Regions from separate parts of the Homo sapiens genome. Here regions 1 and 2 are each linked to region 3. Evidence: chromatin contacts called from ENCODE Hi-C or POLR2A ChIA-PET data. All regions are on one chromosome and are shown on one strand. The core of a region is the stretch at or near the end of the contact, and the rest is flanking DNA. Distances in the headings are between cores, read along the strand shown.

Evidence for each region. A loop is a pair of places that touch in the nucleus more often than their neighbours do. ChIA-PET counts read pairs that join two places held with the same protein, here RNA polymerase II (POLR2A). Pooled maps may share reads with other maps.
Region 1: a pooled map shows a loop between it and region 3 (27-fold over the local background). The contact joins the promoter of STAG2-AS1 here to the enhancer-like site in region 3. A Hi-C loop is called at or near these places in 4 of 37 single-sample maps with no recorded cell type and 13 of 50 pooled maps. POLR2A ChIA-PET finds 5 or more read pairs at or near these places in 1 of 52 experiments (naive thymus-derived CD8-positive, alpha-beta T cell).
Region 2: a map of CD8-positive, alpha-beta T cell shows a loop between it and region 3 (8-fold over the local background). The contact joins two enhancer-like sites. A Hi-C loop is called at or near these places in 4 of 168 maps with a recorded cell type or tissue (CD8-positive, alpha-beta T cell, ascending aorta and naive thymus-derived CD4-positive, alpha-beta T cell), 1 of 37 single-sample maps with no recorded cell type and 9 of 50 pooled maps.

Annotation. Positions count from the first base shown.
Region 1 is chrX:123,960,091-123,964,865 of GRCh38, forward strand. It overlaps STAG2-AS1 (STAG2 antisense RNA 1), which reads right to left and starts at 1,251. Exons shown (of 2, transcript NR_130770.1): 1 at 1,099-1,251. It overlaps STAG2 (STAG2 cohesin complex component), which reads left to right and starts at 1,616. Exons shown (of 35, transcript NM_001042750.2): 1 at 1,616-1,766. RefSeq lists enhancers at 1-497, 26-215, 1,196-1,245, 2,674-2,773, 2,864-3,123 and a silencer at 1,566-1,705.
Region 2 is chrX:124,392,292-124,397,110 of GRCh38, forward strand. It overlaps TENM1 (teneurin transmembrane protein 1), which reads right to left. Exons shown (of 35, transcript NM_001163278.2): 31 at 1-57. Among named protein-coding and RNA genes, the nearest start is that of SH2D1A, 48 kb to the left of the region's middle. Within about 2 kb of position 3,305, at least 2 of the 41 ENCODE cell types and tissues checked have a DNase peak (open chromatin) inside an H3K27ac peak, as active enhancers do.
Region 3 is chrX:131,811,441-131,815,677 of GRCh38, forward strand. All of the region lies in intron 2 of FIRRE (firre intergenic repeating RNA element), which reads right to left. Among named protein-coding and RNA genes, the nearest start is that of FIRRE, 17 kb to the right of the region's middle. RefSeq lists an enhancer at 1,621-1,890. Within about 2 kb of position 1,836, at least 17 of the 41 ENCODE cell types and tissues checked have a DNase peak (open chromatin) inside an H3K27ac peak, as active enhancers do.

The DNA of each region.
Region 1 (4,775 bases), core at 1-2,500, 7.9 Mb before region 3:
CTGGGCTGCCACCTTAGCGCCTCGCGAGGGGCGGAGGGGCCCGGGGAACGAGTCCCGGAGCGAACCCAGCCAGCCTCTGGATTCCCACGGCCCAGGGCTCCGCCGGACATTCCTACCGCCCTCCCCTCGACACCCCACTAAAGACAGAAGAACCGCGGCTCGATCGGGTCCGCGGCGGAAGCGCGGCCAAACGAATGAGTAAGTCAGGCGCGGGCACGGCACCTTGTTTACCCCACTCGGCGGCGCGCCCCTGCGGGCGCCTGGTTTGCGGGCGGCGTCGGAGACGCTGAACCCGGGAGTCAGTCGGCCACGATTGGTCGGTGACTGGGAGGAGGACGCTGGGTGGGAGGGCTGGGAGCCAGGCGTTGCAGTGGCAACTCTCTGCCGCTAGATGCCGCTCCCTCCCAACGGGAGCCGGGCGCGGGTTCGTGGCCGACAGATGGCGCCTGCGCGTTCCATTCGCCTCCAAGTCGCCGAAGAGCGAACACCCCAAACAATCCCGAAGCGCCACCAAAAAAAAAAAAAAAAAAAAAAAAAAAAAAAAAAAAAAAAAGAAAAAAAACCCCGCCGGATCCGACCGCCACTTTCAAAACCCCCCACCGCTCTAGAACCGCGGGAGCTTCCGTCCCTGAGTAGAATTCGAGGGTGTAAAGAAGAGGAAGGGGAAAAATATCTTGTACCAGCCCAGGGGTGAAGAAGCCCCCGGCCTGAGAAAGAAGGAGGAGTGGGGGAGGCGAACAGTCTCGTTGCTGCCTCTGTGTACGCTGAGGGGGGAGGTAAGTTATAAAATGGCGGAGGCGAAGCTTCTAGAAGTTTGGAGGGGCACCCGGAGGGCGCTTGGCCCACCGTGAGGTGTGTATGATTGAAACAGGGCGAGAGAGAGGAGTTGGGAGGGAAAGAGGTTGGGCACTCTGTTGCCATTGAATTTCCCCTCTGCTTTCTTCGCCCCCATGGGGGGCAGCCATGGAACGGGGGGCAGAGTCCAGGCGGGAGGATCTTTCTCGCCCCCGCGGCGCCCCCCGCCCTCCTTTCTCCCTTCTCCCCCCAAGTCGCTACCCCAACACTTCCAAGGAACTTCCAGCCCCCCTTCCTCCCTACCTCCTACTCCTAGAGTGGCTTTCTACCGCAGGGCTCTTCTTTTCGACTACCCTCGCTGAAGATTTTCTCTTCCTTCCCTCGCCCAACTCTCCCTCGGGGCCTCTACGGAGACCCCCCCCCCCCATGGGTGGCCCAAAATGGAGAACGCGGAGCAGCGCAAGATGGAGGCTCCGCTTCTCTGTGTAGCAGTAGATTTAGGTTCCTTTTCTCCGGCAGGCTCCTAAGCCTAGGAGAGCCCGAACTGGAGGTGGGGTGGGGTGCGAGCCGTAGTCGGGGGAGGAAAGCCGGGAGGCTGTGGTTGGGGTGGGGGAGAGCGCGGTGTCGCGGTGAGGGGAAGGCAGAGAGCAAAATGGTGGTGCTGGGAACCTAGGGGGGAGGGGAGAAAGGAGGCTCAGTTGTGTATATTTGGGCCTCGGACCGAGGGAGGCGAGGGAAAATCTACTCTGATCACACCCCTCCCTCGTGCCCCCTCCCTTCTCCCTTCCCCTCCTCCCTTCCCTCCCTCCCCCCTCCCTCCCTCTCTTCCTCCCTTCCTAGAGAGGGAACAACATTCATGTGACGGGCCCCTCTGCTTCTCCCCCGCCCCATCATCTCCAGCGCGTGGTGGGGGAACTGCTGGGGAAGGCGATTGGCATCGATCTCTCCATCCCTTCCGAGGCCCGACTTCGGTCAGTTTTCTTCGGGCAACAATTTTCTAAATTGGCTGGGGTCTGGCGGTGTTGGCCCCCGCGCGCAGACCTTGCCCCGAAGGGGGCCCTGCCTGCCTGGCATGGGCGGAGGGGGGAAGGGCGGGAGTGGAAGGCTGTTTGTTGGGGGGTTTTGGCGCCACTTTTGTTTTAGTTTTAGTGCTGCTTTTCATTCCCACCCCCACCCGCACTGTCTTTCTCAAGGCACGAACTGAGCTGATCCTTGCCCCAGGTAGGCAGCCTGTGCGTTTTCACTCCACACTTTTATTCTTGCTCGGGGTCGACTTTCTTTTTTCTTCTCCCCTGGATCCGGAGATCTGCGGACGGCGATTTTGGGACGAAAAGGGTCGGATGGGCCGTGGGAGAGAGAAGGTGTGGGAAACAGCATCAAGTAGTTCCGCAAAACTTTGAGCCCCGTTCCCATTTTCTTTTGGCCTAGAATTGTGAACGTATTGTTGATTTCGGCCTTTTTTTCCCCCCGTCGCGAGAATGTCTTGTTTTGCCTTTAGTTTTTTATAAACCGCTGTACTTTCGACATTTAGTTTCCGCTCCCCCTTGGTGCATATGTCATTTTATTTTTAATCCTTAACTGTAATGGGTTATCGTGTGATTTTCGTGCTTCAGTGCTCGGCTTTAATTTTTAATATTGTATTAGTAGTTTCATCCGGTTTGTGAGACTTTCTCTTCCGTGGCCTAGAATGTTTTTTATGTTGTTGCCTACCACCCCTCTTCCCTCTCCCTCCTTCTTTCTCTTGGATGTAGTTTTTAAATTGAGGGCCATGGTGTTGGATTAAATGGTAATTTACAGTTTACATGATATATCTATTGGAAACTTTTGATCTGTAAGGTTAGATTTAAAGTAAACGAGGCGCTTGTGTTGGTTTGCAATGGTTCCTTAAAATGCGCGGGCCACCCCCTTCTCCCACCATAAAGCCCCATCTTCCCTTCACACTGGAGTGTAAATTCCATACCCCTTTTCTCCCACGGACCGCCGTATTTCGCAGCAGCCACACCCTGTATTTGTCTCTGTGGATTGGACTCATTATCAGCTTAATTTAGTGACTCTTAAACCACCATGATGGGACTTGCTTAAGCACGAAGCTTCTTTTCCTGTTTAGTCCTAGTGGTTAGTGTCGAAAGAGGAATCATCGAGGTTTCTTGATGAAACCTAGTGCGGTCCAACCTCTGCCTTTTTTTCTGTTGTCTTTTTTCCTACTCCGGGCTGTTGGCGGTGTCAGCACCGCTGCTGGGGGCGGGGGTGGAGGGGAGAAAGAGTCGGGTTACCGAAGTGCGTCATTCCTGGCTCTAGCAGGGCCTGCTCGGGAGCTGCTGGTGTTTGTTACTGTCCTCGCAGCACTTTTCTGCCAACCTTCTCTCTCTGCGTATTGGTTAGGAGCAAAAGCAGGAGGCGGTCTCCTAATTCTGTCTGTAGCCTAGCGCGTTGCGTTTAAGGGTATATCTGAACTTATTTTGTTAAAAAAAAGGCTCTGGGAAGTGGATGCATTTGTTTAATGACATATAATTCAGGTAGTTTAGGCTTGCTCTCATATACTTTCCGATGAACAGTGGGGTTAATTTTCAACATTTTCAACCACTTAACGTTAAAATGCCTGGTTTTCTTTCTACATTGATATCAATCTATAATTAGGGATCAGAAGGACCAGTTTAAGGTATATAAGTGTTCAGCAGTTTTTCAAGTGGTTGAATTGCAGTTTTATGACACATTATGTTAAATAGTCGATTTTTTTTTTTCATTTTGAACTAAGGTGCCACGTTAAGTAAGTTAATTGCAGATGTTTAAGTTCGTTTTCATCACATTTCCCTATTTGTCTTTTTAGGTATAATTTTAAATATGCCCTTTGGGTTTATGGACTTCATTAAAATTCTTAAAGATGGTTATATCTTTGTGTTTAACTGAATTCTTAAATTTATCACCTACCAAAGAATTGTGTAAGGCGTAAGGCGGCTGTATAGTTACATTGTTGGATTTTGACTTAACATGCTAGTTTTTGATACTTTTGCTATCTTTGGGTAGAAGTGTACTTAGAGAACATAGTATCTTCCTCTTAATTCTTTTTGAAGATAATAATGAGAGGAGGGAGTGGGTAGGAGGTAGGTGTGAAGCAGAAGTGGCCTTGAGTTGATTATTGTAGCTGGATGAATACAGAAGCGCTCATTGTTACTATTATTCTCTCTACTTTTGTGCGTGCTGTTAAACATTTCCATAGTTTAAGATAAACTTTTTTTGCAGTAGAATTTCCAGATTGTCTTACAGTCTTGGGGGTAATGACTTAAGTTTATATTTACATGTCAAAATTACTTGCATAGGAAATTTAGCCTTGTGTAAGTGATTACACAATGCTTGGCAAAACTTTCAAAAAAAAAAAAACGTTTAAACGGGAACTAGTATAAAACAGGCAACATAAATACTTATAAATTGGTTGAACTTTAAATGTTTATAACTTAGCCTGAATGTGCTCTACTTTTAGTTTCCTTTTTAATTCTTTGAAAACAGGAAAATTCCATTTGCAATTTTTGTAAATTCTGCTTAGTGTCTATTTCATCAAGTTGGAGTTACAGTGAGTCAGTATGAAAGGGATTTACTATTAATAGGAGGGGCTTTGGCAGTTGCAGTAAGTGACAGTGGAAGGGATTGAGGTACCATAGGGAGCATTCCTGGTAGAAAGATCTAGGTAGCTGAATTCAGTTTCAGAATTTGGTGTTTAATGACTAGGTAGAGAAGTGGGTTGGAAAAGAAATGTACTTATTAGCTATTCCTTCCCACTGTGAAGTAACTATAGTATTCTAAGGTGTATCAGAGACTGGCAGAGAGGGTGGAGTGGGTTTTTTTTTTTTTAACTGATAAGAAAATGAGTGTTTACATTTAAAATGGTTTAAATCACCTCATGCCCCAAGGATCTGGTGCTATAACTAGTTAGAAGTTGATATGTAAAATATTTCAATATTGTCTGTTAACATTCTGACCATTAC
Region 2 (4,819 bases), core at 2,055-4,554, 7.4 Mb before region 3:
CTTTCCTGTGCGGGTTATATGATCAAAATCTATGGAGAGTAGGTTTCTGTTGTGGGCCTATGAGAAAGAGATATGAAATACATTTTAAGCACAGCCTTGTTCCCCTCATTAGAGCACTGACAATCATGAATCCTTTCCTGATTATCCAACGATAGAGTCTGTCTTGCCTCTGAAGCCTCACGGCTTCACATTCCACAGATGCCACCTGTCTTTATTCCTCTACCACATTGTACACTCTCAGAGAGCAGGGCTATGTCTTAAGTACTTGAAATACTCTAGACTCTCAATAGGTGGTTGTTGATTGCTTTTTCCCCAGCTCAAGCCTTAAGTGCAGTGCCACAGTTTTCAGTAATTATGTGATCTTATTTTATGTAAGTCAGTTGCCTACTAAGGAGTGGGTATTCCTTCACCCTTTTCACCAGTGAAGTGGCCATAACATAAAAGGGTGAATTATTTGTGTGATTAGAAATCAGACAAAAGGAATACAGTGAGCCCCCTCTAACTTATACAGATTCCCTTCTTTGGTTTCCTCATTCACCTGGGCTTGGAGTTTTATATGATTTCACACCTATTATAGGGGAACTCAGGTTGCCTTGCCCTCTAGTTATGGAATCTCACTTAGCAATACTTTCACGGAGGCCTGTAGGTAAATGAACTAAGTGTTGGTAGGTCCCCCAGCATTCACAAGGGCAGCACCACTAACTGTGGTTAAAGCACAGAGTTAAGTTTGGATTCCAAGTTTAGAAACAGTACTTTCACATGATTCTGGTTCTAGACTTTTTCTACCGTATGGTAGCATTTTCTCTGGGCACCTCAAAACCTTGTAGCAGTCCCAGAGTGATCCTGATTCAAGGGATCTTGAACTGGATTCCATGAAAGACAGTATTCAACGGTGCCTGACTGATAAAATTCATCTGGGTTCACACAAGATAACCAAATAACTAAATGACTTAGTAAAAAAAAAAAAAGTTTAAAAAATCAGCAGTGGGACAACTGACCTGATTTTTTCCACGTTTCAGCTGGTAGTGTCAGTGTTTGCTAGATCTACCAGTAACTTCTGCTATGGGTAGCTGATTACAACACAATCACTTAGAAAATGCAATCCTCAACTGTTTTTTTTTGTGTGTGTGTGTTTCAGAAAAAAAAAAGGTGTTCTTGATTTTAGTCATTAAGAGGTTCAGTCCCTGCTGGCCAGTGCACTGAAGAAGGCCCTGTGGAAGAGGGGAGCTTTGAAGAAGGCATAGGTGGAAAGTGCAGGAAGGAATTTTAAAATTTATTTTATTTTAGCTTAGCTCAGTTTAGTTAAGTTTTAGTTTTAGTGGGTTTTATGTTTTGTTGTGTTAAAACTTTTTATTTTTACATAGTCTGACTCACAAGAAGTTGCAAAAATGGTAGAGTTGCTGTGTACCCTTCACCCAGCTTTTAGGGGACAGACTTCTGATTTGGGTGGAGAGAGTCCTAGTGTATCCGGCAGGAACAAAAACAAGAATGAAAAAGGAGAGACTTTGAGGAGTCTAAGTAGCAGTGAACTGCAGTCAGGAGACATTCAAACTAGTTACTTGTCTGTGCACCAGTCATTTCTTCCATCTGCGCCTTAGTTTTCTTATCTGTGAAACAAGAGTGATGTTACCACTTTACACCACAAACTTGTGCTAAGAATTAAACGATATTCCATATACAGGTACTTGGTAAGCTGTGAAACAACACTAGTAATTGTTATTTGTATAACATAATGATTACTTTTCTCATTTTATTTAGGCTTGTGAATAGGACCACATTTCAGATTCCAAGGTGATTGTAGCTTAGTGTACTAGATTTATATCGGTAAGAGTTGTCAACATGATCCTGAATGAAATGTTAAATATCTTGTTAATGAAGGGGAGGAGTGAAACTCACATTAGGATTTGACTACATTAATCATAGTCAGATTAAACTGATTCACTAGCTACTCAACTAAACTTGATGTTAATTTTAACTTTTGTGGTCAAGGATCTGTTTAACTATCTGAAAGCTATGCAATGTATCCCAAGAAAAGTGCATATAAAATGCATATATATTAACATTTTTAATATACTCTTAGGGGGGCTTTGAACCTTTCTGAAAAACCTAAACATAAAACCTTTTCAGGTCTCAGGAATCCAAGATCAACATCCTGGTTCAGAAAGAGTTTTGATCTTAGAGGTCTGGATGGCTGCAAAGCTAATGCTCTCATACCAGACTCTGGTCTTCCTTTGTTCAGAATCTTGTGCTCTTTGCTTTAAAAAGTAACCTTTCCCTCCCACCCCCAAATATAAAAGAGATAACTTTTTCATGGCAGAAAAATTAGAAATATAGAAATGTACAAAGGATATAATTACATGTAATCCAACCATCCAATGAAAATCACTGTTAACACTTCACTGTATTTCATTTCATTTATCTTACTTTTTTGGCATAATCTCTGTGCATACATTTAAAACATACAACTAGGATTGTATTTAAAGTTTTGTGTCCTACTTTTTCAGCTAATGTTTTATCTTTAGCATTCCTTGTGTTATTCAATGTTCTTAAAATATACTTTTTAATGGTTGCATGTCTTACTACATGATAAACATTTATTTATCTATTCTCCCAATTAGAAATCAGAAAGTAGTTTTTGTTTTTCTCTTTCATATTGCATGTTTTGCTGAACATTTTTATAAGTAAATATTTCCATAATACAGAACCCTATGAGTGAAATTACTGGGTCAAATGAGACATGTTAAAAGACCCCTGATGCAACCTGAGAGATTACTTTATAGTGCACAGAGGTTGTATAAATTCATACTCCCATTAGCTAGTAGTGGGAGAGGCTATCTCAGTCCATCCTTACTAGCATTGAGTATTATCAGTTAATTAACTTTTCCCAATATGAGAGTGGGAAAATGATATGCTGCTGTGGCTTAAATTTGCATTTATTTGATTACTACTGAGGCTGAACACTTTTTAACATCTATTGGCCACATGTGTATCTTCTATAAATTGTCTGCTCATGATATTTGCCCATTTTTCTATTGGGGTGTGACACTTTCCTTTTTAAACCTCTTTTGGTTTCAGTTTCTTCATTGGTCAGCTGGGGCTAATGTTATTTGCCCTTAATTTTGAACTTCTGAAAAAAAAAAAAAGAAGACCTACCAAATGTTCCATGCCATGAATTGTATCTGGAAGACTAGTGGTTAGATGCTTAAATTATCTGGGGGCAAGTGCCGTTTGTGTCAGGGGTAGGTTTAATTCAGGGAGTACAACCACAAATTGGGACTCTTGACTCTTTATACCATCTGTGGCCAATGCATGCAGTGTTGTCTTGCATACATATACAGCCACCTGTTGTTATGTGCTTATGTGTTGTTATGTGCACCTAAAAGGTGATAAGAAAAGCGCATATTTCCTGTCTTTTGATACAACGGGCCTGGAAGCCTATAGGAAACCAGGTGTTCTTGAACTACCCTTCCTGTGGTTTCACAGCCACATATCTCCAACTGTAATACTGTTCATTTACAATAGCTGTAAAATATCCATGTACTCCCAGAGATGGTTGTAACTGTTGCAATTTATGCTATAATGATAGTTAAAGAGCCAAAGTAACAAGTGATTTCCAGTTCAACTAAATTTGTGGTTTTATTTGTCTGATAGATTAAGTTTACTACTCAAGAACACATTTCTTAGTAAAGTCATTATAGCTACATAAGCAGGGATCACTGTTTAAAATCCACCACAAAGCAAGCAGAGGACAACTCTGCCTAATGTTCTTTCTCTGCCTGTCAAGACGTCTGCCGCTGTGCTTCTCTGTTTATGGATAATGCACTCTGATATTCCAGTGCTGCTGAAACACTAGTTTCAAAGTCAGGTTTGGAAGTTAATGTAAAATTCGGCTAAGAGCTAAAAAAGAATGAAGGAACTGAAGATGCCACAGGTTCCTCCCTGAGTCTCCTGGGGAAACCATGTGTGAGAAGCCTGGCAAAGAGAATGCTTTTCCAGCTGAGCCTCTCCCAACCTTTTTTTTTTTTTTCGAGCCGGAGTTTTGCTCTTGTCACCCAGGCTGGAGTGCAATGGCACGATCTTGGCTCACTGCAACCTCCACTTCCTGGTTCAAGCGATTCTCCTGCCTCAGCCTCCCGAGTAGCTGGGATTACAGGTGCCCGCCACCACGCCCAGCTAATTTTTTTGTATTTTTAGTAGAGACAGGGTTTCGCCATGTTGGCCAGGCTGGTCTCGAACTCCTGACCTCAGGCAATCCACCCACCTCACCCTCCCAAAGTGCTGGGATTACAGGCATGAGCCACCACGCCAGGCCTCCAACCTCCTTCTTGAGTGCTCACGTGCCACCAGCCTCTATGATAAGAATAAGAACTAGGCTGAACACTACCTACTACTGGGTTTGTGGGCAAGGCTGAGAAAGCTCCACATTCATACAAGTGCTTGCTTTCCTGAAAGATGATAGCCCTTGACCTAAGTGTGGACCATCAATCTTTATTTCCACTCTTGTTTCAGTATTCAATCTACACTAATCCTTTCCCTGGAAAAGAGAAGGGGGGGAAAAAAGGATTGAAATTTGGGAATAGCTCCAAGTTAAAAAGGGTATCTTTGGATAGCTGTGCATTGAATAAAACCTTTGAGTTTGGCAACTGACAGGCTGTGTGGTGTGGTAAGAAAACTGTTTGGTAATAGGTTTTTAATAAGGGAAGATGGATCTACGCTGTAATGCATCCTTCGGTTTCCCTTATGTTTTTTTCAGCTATACTAGGAGACAGGCCTGATTGTTGTTCATACTAGGACCAGAGAGGAAAGAGGGAAGAGTGTG
Region 3 (4,237 bases), core at 586-3,085:
ACATACGCTATTATGCAATTGGTGTTTAAAGAAAAAATACATACAGATTATAGTAATACGATAGGTCATTTTGTGTTCACTTATCTGAATTCCATATTTTCTAAATATTCTGTATTGAGTCTATTACTTTTAATTTTAAATATTTCTACTTATAAATATTTATATAAATAAAAATATTTCTATTTCTTATAAATAAATAGCTATTTTCATATTTTTAAATTATACTTTTGGATAACTAAAGTACAACTGTCAAAATGCTCATACTATAACCAAGAGAAAAAGTATAAAAGAAAAAATATGCAGGACAATGCCCAATTTTTGTAAACATGTATGTGTATATACAAATTAAAATTTATCGGCCAGGCGCACTGGCTCACACCTGTACTCCCAGCACTTTGGGAGGCCAAGGCGGGCCAATCACCTGAGGTCAGGAGTTCGAGATCAGCCTGGCCAGCATGGCGAAACTCCGTCTCTACTAAAAATATAAAAATTAGCTGGTCACGGTGGCACACGCCTGTAATCCCAGCTACTTGGGAGGCTGAGGCAGGAGAATCACTTGAACCCAGGAAGCAAGAGGTTGCAGTGAGCCGAAATTGCGTCACTGCTCTCTAGCCTGGGTGGCAGAGCAAGGCTCTGTCTCAAAAATAGAAAAAAAAGGCCGGGCACGGTGGCTCATGCCTGTAATCCCAGCACTTTGGGAGGCCGAGACGGGCAGATCATCTAAGGTCGGGAGTTTGAGACCAGCCTGACCAACATGGGGAAACCCCATCTCTACTAAAAAAAAATACGAAATTAGCCGAGTGTGGTGGCACATGCCTGTAATCCCAGCTACTAGGGAGGCTGAGGCAGGAGAATCGCTTGAACCTGGGAGGCGGAGGTTGCGGTGAGCTGAGATTGTGCCATTGCACTCCAGCCTGGGCAACAAGAGCGAAACTCCATCTCAAAAAAAAAAAATTATCAATATATTTAGGTAAATAAAGCATAAAGATGTGATCAGTGTTTGTCTCAAGACTGTGGAATGATAAATAGGGTGAACATTCCTTTCAGTGTGCCTTAGGAAGTCACGGTTCACACAGTTGTCCAACTTGGACAATAAATTATACAATTATCTAAGGAGGATACACAATGTACATTCTCTACCTAACTGCCCAATTAATTATTTAAAATGTGTTGTTTCTTTATTCATTCAAAGCATCGTGTATGTGAAAATTAAAACATGAATATATGAGGCATAAAAATATAAAAGTGTAAGAAAAGGTCATACGATAAAGTTGATAATGTTTTAACATATTAGTTCAAAACCTATGGAACAGCTTAACTCTGATGTCTTTAAATGATAATAGCTAAATATGAGTATTTATTTTGAACATCAAGTTTGAGCAACTGAAATATTTATTAGTGAGTTCTCCATCTGGAAAGACATTTAAAAAGAAGGATGCCATTTTGGTTACTTTCTAAAATATGTGAGCCAGAAAATGGAGTACGCCATAAGAGCCTGGGAAATGAGCCAGGTCAAAGACCACAACGTCTGATGGAGACAGATAGCCAAGCCTCATACAAGCTTTGGAGTTCCAGCAATATCTTTTCCTCATGCACGGACTCCTTGGGACTTGAACCTTGTATCAGAAAACTTGAAAATGGGGAAAATCCTGCATATCTAATGGTGACCGATGAGGAGATCTATGAAGCTGTAGTAGAGGAAACTGAATTACTGAAAAGAAAAGATGCCTAATGAGAGTGGGTGGTTTTAGGCTTCAGTTTGATTGTATATGGAAAGCAAAAGCAAAAGCGCAGCGGTGTGAGCAAGTTTCTTCAAACTGGGCAAGACACAAGGTAGCCATATTTCCTGGTGGCTTTGCCTGTTAGTGGTGGTTTTTTTCAGATGGAATGGGAGGGAGAAGAAGGCCTGGGGGCAGGGTTAGTTGGCTTTTCTGGGCCCATACTGCCATCGCGAGGAAGTAGTTTGACAAAAGCAAAAGCTTCGGGTTTGAACTTCCCTCCTATCTAGCAGTTAAGAAAGATGTAGCAAATTCAAAGGTTCAACAGGGCCTGACCCCAAGATGGGCCTTCTCAACTTCAACTCTTAGGCTTTCCAGGAGTTCAGTCTGGACAAAGGCAAAATCTCAGTGAAGAAGCTGCTAAGTAAGGTACCAGGACTGATGCAGGGCTTTGGTTTCCTCTCACTGTGGGCAGGACTATGGAAAAACTACAGTCTACACACAGCTTCTGGGCATTGGTCTCCTGACCCTGCCCCTTAGACCATGAGACATTTGGGCTGGCACAAGATATCCCTGTACTTTGGGGTATGGGCCCCAATGTTAGCAACGTTAGAATGTGAGGAGGGGGAAATGAATCTCATTCGAGGTGGCATCTAACAGCAGCTGGAGGTCTCAGGGACACCAAAAGTCTGGTGCCTCTGTTGCCTAGAGCAAGAAGGATCTGAGGAAAAGGAGCATGTGTCACTGTGCCAAGTCAATAAATTCCAGAACATCAATAAGAGTGCAGATATACACAACCAGAAGGCCTGGAGGTATTCTCTGAGCCCAGGAGTTAACAGCTGTAGTGGCTTTGCAGCATTTTTTTCTAGGGTCCATTGTGAAGGCATACCCACGTGGAGGGATCTGCTCTCATTTCATCTCTCTTAATGGGACAGAAATGGTTTCTTTAGCTTTCTTCTAAGGAAGATGAGGCTTTTAAGGCTCAGGATCTAACTGTTCATTAAGATTAGCAAGTATTGTTCTCTGTGCCTGCTCCTTAGCCTTTTTCTGATGAAGATTCCTTGTAGGCCTGACAAGATATCCTTCAGGGAGTTGAGTACATCAGGACCCCCAGAAAACTTGCCTCTTTAGTACCACTCTTTCGTACCAGGGATGATCTCTGTACATGATCCTTTAGAGAAAATGCTGAGCAGTCCATGAAAACAAGCATGAGTATTTTGATATTCTTTCTTCTGCTCTCTTCTAAATCTATTCCATTTGAATATTTGCATGAGTACGTGTATGTGTGACACTCATGGGTTTGTTGGTATGACTTTAGGCTTCCCCATAGTTTGCAGATCTCCTTGGGTTTTGAAATTTTTCCTTTTCCTTTTCCCTTTTATTATAAGGCCACCGCATGGGTCATTAAATATCCTTCGGATGGTTGGATTTTGTGTTACTTATAAATTTGCCCAAAGATTTTTGTTTTCTTCACCATAAAAAGTGATTTTTTAAAATTTCCATATGTAAACAGAGCAATGTATAATTTTCAGAGAAACTGATTCTTACACTGAAGGCTATTTTAAAACCTGAAAGGTATACCTTTGTTTCTTGATTTCCAATGTAAACTTTGCTTGTTACTATTTCAAACGTGGAGACATGTATAACGTTAATACTTGAGGGCATGGCCTTAAAATAATTACTCCAGGAAGGTAGACACAATGAGTATCTTCGTTAGAAGACTGCAAATTCATTCTTTAGAATTCATATATATGCACTCAACTTACAGTAGTCATACATGGAATAAGTAGAGAGAGATAGACTTTATTTTTTCCTTTGTTTTCTCTTTTTTTTTTTTTTTTTTTTTGAGACGGAGTCTTGCTTTGTCGCCCAGGCTGGAGTGCAGCGGCGGGATCTCGACTCACTGCAAGCTCCGCCTTCCAGGTTCACGCCATTCTTCTGCCTCAGCCTCCCGAGTAGCTGGGACTACAGGCACCCGCCACCATGCACAGCTAATTTTTTGTATTTTTAGTAGAGACGGGGTTTCACCATGTTAGCCAGGATAGTCTCGGTCTCCTGAACTCGTGATCTGCCTGCCTCAGCCTCCCAAAGTGCTGGGATTACAGGTGTGAGCCACCGCACTTGGCTTGTTTTCTTGTATTAGTAAACTAGGATGGTTTGATCCCAAAGAGTCAATAATTTGCTTTAACCCCTAATCAAAGAGGTGGAATATCTTTACTGATGTGGACACTGAGAATGGAATTCAGTCTTTTCAAGGACTTAAGAGGACTACCTGGTATAGCTGAAACATGTGGAGTCAATCTACTAGAGAATAGGCCCTTTGCTCCTCCCCACTCTCTGACATTGCAGAGGAAAGCTGAATGAACCTACTCATCTCTGCACTCCTGTCTCCTATGGGAATGTGACCTTGACTCTGGACAAAGAGTGTGCTCATGTGAAAGGTTAAGTGATGCACACATATTGCCCACCAAATAGTTAAACCAATTGACAATGCTTCCCACCTCACGGGAACTTGTCCA